2 separate regions of the Homo sapiens genome follow, and region 1 is linked to region 2. A link is an interaction called in ENCODE POLR2A ChIA-PET data of the cell type or tissue named here. Cell type or tissue: PC-9. All regions are shown on one strand. Each heading gives the region's core, and the rest is flanking DNA. Links, peaks and the distances in the headings are about the cores only.

Evidence for each region. ChIA-PET counts read pairs that join two places held together with the same protein. Peaks named below come from ENCODE experiments on the same cell type or tissue, not always from the same donor. Only the 100,000 strongest peaks of a DNase experiment are listed, where the experiment ranks them.
Region 1: POLR2A ChIA-PET joins it to region 2 with 10 read pairs; 13 of 35 experiments call an interaction of 5 or more read pairs at or near these places.

What each region holds. Positions count from the first base shown.
Region 1 is chr12:12,261,611-12,264,428 of GRCh38, reverse strand. The region is part of intron 1 of LRP6 (LDL receptor related protein 6); the gene reads left to right. Among named protein-coding and RNA genes, the nearest start is that of LRP6, 4.0 kb to the left of the region's middle. RefSeq lists an enhancer at 555-1,055. In PC-9, for the core only: no CTCF peak of the experiment used is centred there; no DNase peak of the experiment used is centred there; H3K4me3 peaks cover 452 bases.
Region 2 is chr12:12,211,644-12,214,461 of GRCh38, reverse strand. The region is part of intron 2 of LRP6 (LDL receptor related protein 6); the gene reads left to right. Among named protein-coding and RNA genes, the nearest start is that of LRP6, 54 kb to the left of the region's middle. In PC-9, for the core only: no CTCF peak of the experiment used is centred there; a DNase peak (open chromatin) is centred at 1,451; H3K27ac peaks cover 32 bases.

The sequences.
Region 1 (2,818 bases), core at 52-2,551, 50 kb before region 2:
GGAATTTCAATACTAAAATCTTGGATTTAAAGCCCAAGTGTCACAACTTCATAACTTTGTGGTTCTGGTCTAGTCCGCTTCTCTAGGTCTCAGTTTCTTTACTGGTAGTGTGGATAATGATACCTGACTAGTTTGCAGGGTTATTGGGTGTTTTAAATGAAATAATATGGAGTACCTTGTTAATGTTACTTTTTGCTATAATTTTTGCTTGTTCAGGGACATATCCTCAAATGCTTTCATGATTTGAGATTTAATTTGTATAACGTTCACAATTTTTTTTTTTTTAAAGAGACAAAGTCTTGCTTCATCACTCAGTCTGGGGTGCAGTGGTGTAATCACAGCTCATTGCAGTCTCAAAGTCTTGGGCTTAAGTGATCCTCCTGCTTCATCCTCCCAAAGCTCTGAACTATAGGCACGTGCCACTATGCCCCCAATTTTTTGTAGATATGGGGTTGGTGTGGGGGTGTCTTGATATGTTGCCCAGGCTGGTCTCCAACTCCTGGCCTCAAGTGATCCTCTCAAAGTGCTGGGATTACAGGTTACAGGTGTGAGCCACCATGCTTGGCCAGGTTCACGAATTCCTATTTTTTTTTTGGAGGTAGGGTCTTGCTCTGTTGCCTAGGCTGGAGTGCAGTGGCATGATCGCTGCTCACTGCAGCCTGGACCTCCTGTGTTCATGTGATCTTCCCACCTCAGCCTCCCAAGTAGCTGGGACCACAGTTGTGTGCCATAACACTTGGCTAATTTTTATAGAGCCAGAGTTTTGCTATGTTGCCCAGGATGGTCTTAAACTCCTGGGCTCAAGTGATCCTCCCACCTCCGCCTCTCGGAGTTCTGGGATTACAGGTGCAGATTCACACATTCTTTTTTTTTTTTTTGAGACGGATTCTTGCTCTGTTGCCCAGGCTGGAGTGCATTGGTGTGATCTCCGCTCACTGCAAGCTCTGCCTGCCGGGTTCACGCCTTTCTCCTGCCTCAGCCTCCTGAGTAGCTGGGACTCATTTTTTTGTATTTTTTAGTAGAGACGGGGTTTCACTGTGTTAGCCAGGATGGTCTCCATCTCCTGACCTCGTGATCCGCCCACCTCGGCCTCCCAAAGTCCTGGAATTACAGGCGTGAGCCACCACGCCCGGCCAGATTCACACATTCTTTTTTTTTTTTTAAAGACAGAGTTTCGCTCTTGTTGCTCAGGCTAGAGTGCAATGGCATGATCTCGGCTCACTGCAACCTCCGCCTCCCGGGTTCAAGCGATACTCCTACCTCAACCTCCTGAGTAGCTGGAATTACAGGCATGCACCACCATGCCCAGCTAATTTTTTTTTTTTTTTTGTATTTTTAGTAGAGATGGGGTTTCTCCTTGTTGGTCAGGCTGGTCTCGAACTCCCGACCTCAGGTGATCTGCCCATCTCGGCCTCCCAAAGTGCTGGGATTACAGGTGTGAGCCACCACGCCTGGCCCAGATTCACACATTCTTAAAAGTGAAAGGGATCTTGGTCGTTTGAGCCTCACCAGTTTATTTGTAAGTGGGGAAACTCAGATTCAGAGATACTGTAATTTAATAAAGGTAGGTTAATTAAAGATGGGGCAGGGATTTATTATTCATTCTTTTAGCAAATATGTATGGAATACCTCCTATATGTCAGCCTCTGGTACTGATGGTGAGTAAAACAATGTGTTTCCTAATCTAACGGGCCTCACAGTTTAGGTTGCCATCCTTACCATTTTCTTAGTTCCATTCGGATACTGATGAGAAAAAATAATATCTGATCTTCTGCTGGAAGTATTTTTGATAAGAATATAGGTTTTGGAATACCATCGGTGTGTGTAATCTGTGAAATACTATTTCTTAGCTTGCTTTTTTTTTTTTTTTTGAGACGGAGTCTCGCTCTGTCGCTCAGGCTGAAGTGCAGTGCCGCGATCTTGGCTCACTGCAATCTCTGCCTCCTTGGTTCAAGCGATTCTCCTGTCTCAGCCTCCTGAGTAGCTGAGACTACAGGTGCCTGCCACCATGCCTGACTTATTTTTGTATTTTTGTATTTTTTTGGTTTTTGAGACGGTATCTCACCCTGTCGCCCAGGCTGGAGTGCAGTGGCATGATCTCAGCTCACTGCAACCTCTCCCTCCTGGGTTCAAGCAATTCTCCTGTTTCAGCCTCCTGAGTAGCTGGGACCACAGGCTCACACCACCATGCCCGGATAATTTTTATATTTTTAGTAGAGACGGGCTTTCACCATATTGGTCAGGATGATCTTGAACTCCTGACCTCAAGTTATCCACCTGCCTTGACCTCCCAAAGTGCTGGGATTACAGGTGTGAGCCACTGTGCCCGGCCTAATTTTTGTATTTTTAGTAGAGATGGGGTTTCACCATATTGGTCAGGCTGGTCTCGAACTCCTGACCTCAGGTGATCCACCCACCTCTGCCTCCCAAAGTGTTGGGATTACAGGCGTGAGCCACCGCGCCTGGCCTTTTTAGCTTTTTTTGAGGAGGCTTGTTATATAAAAATTCTTCGTTACTTTTTTTTGTTTTGGTGGGCTGGTAAATATTGTTGGAACAAACCACTAATGTTTTGCATCTTGTATTTCTGTAGAAGCGATCCTTTCTTCCTTTAAAATCAGGTGTTATAAAGTCTTGGGGAAGTAGAACAAATTTTGGAGTGGCAATCAGGAGAATTAAGTTATGGTTCTAAATTTGCTGTGTAACCTTGAGTGATCTCTGTACACTTTATTTGGAGATTAGAATTCATGTTAACACATTAAGGGTTCTGAAAAGTCCTGAGGTAAAGAGACCGGTTTTAACTTTGTTTAACCTATTATTT
Region 2 (2,818 bases), core at 77-2,576:
TGATTTATGAGATATCTGAAGAATGGGTTTTTAGTAAGCTGACTGGGCCTTTGAATGGCACATTGTATTCACCTGTTATGAAAAGGAAGCTTATCTTTACTGGTAAGGGGGTGTTAGGTTTAACATAAAGGAAGTATTTGTATCCAGTGCTTGTAAATATTAACTGAGATGTTTTATTAAAGAATAAAGGAAAATTTCCTTTTTCTTGTTGAGTAAATGCTATTTTGTCCTAAATTTTCTCTTGTAATATACCTGCATCCAATAAATATTCTTTTACTTATGACATATTTTTGAAAATGTGTTTTGAGAGTGGGGTGCTGCTTGGCTTCTTGGTTGGTTACTGTTATAAAATAGGTATTAGCAGGGAGTTTAGATGACTAAAAGACCCCATGGGGTGGGTAATGGTAAAAGTCTAAGAGAAGATGATAAATATGAAGAACTGTCCTGCAACCAGATCAGAGCAGAAGGGTCAAAGCCAGTAGGAAAGACACTTTTCTTTTATATAAAGTGTCTTACTTTAATCCTTACATCAACTAGTGAAGTATTCACTTTGCAGATGAAAATTAAAACTATGGTCACATGATTATCCAAGACTGGTATTAATAGAGCTAATGTTAAATCTATGAGACATTATTGGTGTAAAAAATAGATATTAAACAAGTAGATTAGGAAAATACTGTACGTTACAATTTGTAACGTGATAAAAGGAGTGGGAATCAAGAGGGAAGGGACGTCATACTAGAAGAATTTACCGTTAGGAAAGAAAAAATCAGTTTATATCAGTATCTCATGTCATACTTCAGATACATTTTAGATGGATAAAAATTTTTAAGTGAAAACTTAAACATCAAATGAAAACGTGAATGTTTAATCTTTGAAGAGAGAAGGGCTTTTTAAGCATGAAAGCAATGAAAGAAATTGCAAAGAAAAATACTGATTCAACCAAATTTTGATTCAAGCAAAAAAAGACAAAGAAAAATATTTGTAACAGATATATTAATAATAGAGTTAGCCTTGATATATAAAAAGTGCATACAAATTAATAAGAAAAATGTTTAATCCCCAATAGCTAAACTGAAAAAAATAGTAAATGTTTTTCCTACTTTGTCTCTAAAAGGATTTAAGATGTTTTAGGAAGATATAAAAAAGTGATGCAAAATAAATAAATGTATTAATTTTATAAAATAAAATTTTAAAATTGAGATGGAAATATAAGAGTATACATGTAAGATGAGACCAGGAGTGAAAATATACATACCAAAACATATGTCATTAATTCCCATATACTTCCACACACATTTGATTTTAAGCCAGATTCCTTAGGGAAGAAAGTATCAGGTATGAGTTAATGTCCTTTAGATAAAAGCTGTTCACTGAAAAAAATATTTACTCCAGATGATGAAACCAGTTTCTTCCCATTAGTCCTCTAAAGAAGCTGCTATATGATATAATGAAAAATATATTCAACAATATCTTTATAATATCCACAGTGACACATTTCTTTGGCATTTGTCCCTGCGGCATCTGGGCAAAGTGCAATTCAGTTAAAGCAGGTGAGGTGAGCTGGATAAGTTCTAATTCTCAAGACCAAGAATTCTCAAGGTCAAGGACAAAATTTTCCTCAGAAACTAATTTTGATGTATTTATTAGAAAGGTAGTTGAAGTTCTCATAGAGCATGACTGAAATAAATTTACCTTAAAAAAAATAAAATTCTCTCTATGAGACCATTTAATGAAAAAGTCAGTGAAGCATATATAGCTTCCAGATTTGAGTGACAGGATATTCTAGTATACCTTCTGAGACAAACTAGTTGCAAAATATATAAAGAGACTGATTATATAGAATCATGAATAAACCAGTGAAACTATAAGTTTTGCTATGGAAATCTGTATGGTGGGGACACAAAGGACAGAGTATTCACTTTTACTTGGCAGGGGGGCGGTGGGGATGCACTATTTTAGGGTGGTGCTTGTTAGCCGAGCAGTTGTTGGCTAGAGGGACAAGGTGTGGAAGTGGGTAATAATTTTTAGTCAGTAGAAATATTATGTGACAGGCTCTCTTCATGCTTTTGTGCATTCAAAGAAAAGCAGCTCATAACTGGAGCATAGTAGAATAATGTAATCATTAAAATAAAATTTTACCTGTATTTTTCAAGGATACGGCCTTGGTAATAAGACAGATACAAGAGGTCTCACGAGCAGGTGAGTGCAGACCATTATTAAATATTTGAGTGCTGACTGTGTACTTGGCATTATGCTAGATTGTTTTAGGATAGGGGATACAACAAAAAATAAAACAAAGTCCTTGTTTTCAAGGACCTGGAATCTAGAGTGGTGAAAACATATGAGTAAACAGTCCTAATACTGTATTTGAAATGTACAGAGATGTAGTTTGTACCTGGAGCATAGTATCAGAATAACGTGCAGGAGCACAGAGGAGAGTATGCTTGAAGGGGGCATTCCTGACAGTTAATATTTCATTTTTATTAAACTTAGAGGCGCTCAAAATGCATCACCTTTGATTCTTTGGAAAGAGGAATGACGTATAACAGCAATTTTGAAAAATTACTAGAGTTAGCATTTTCTTTGATGATAGTTGGGAATTAAATTGATGTAATCTGTTACCCGCTTTCAGGTTATAATCTTTATCTTCTAGTAGTGGTTTACCAATGTTATTTCTGAATTAAATATATTCTTTGCATTATGTCCACTAACTTTTTAAAAGTAATCGACTAGACTGGGTGCTTAAGGCTGTTCATGAGGTTCTTATTTTCTCCAGGGCAACCAGTTTATACATTCAGAATTTCATGATGATGCA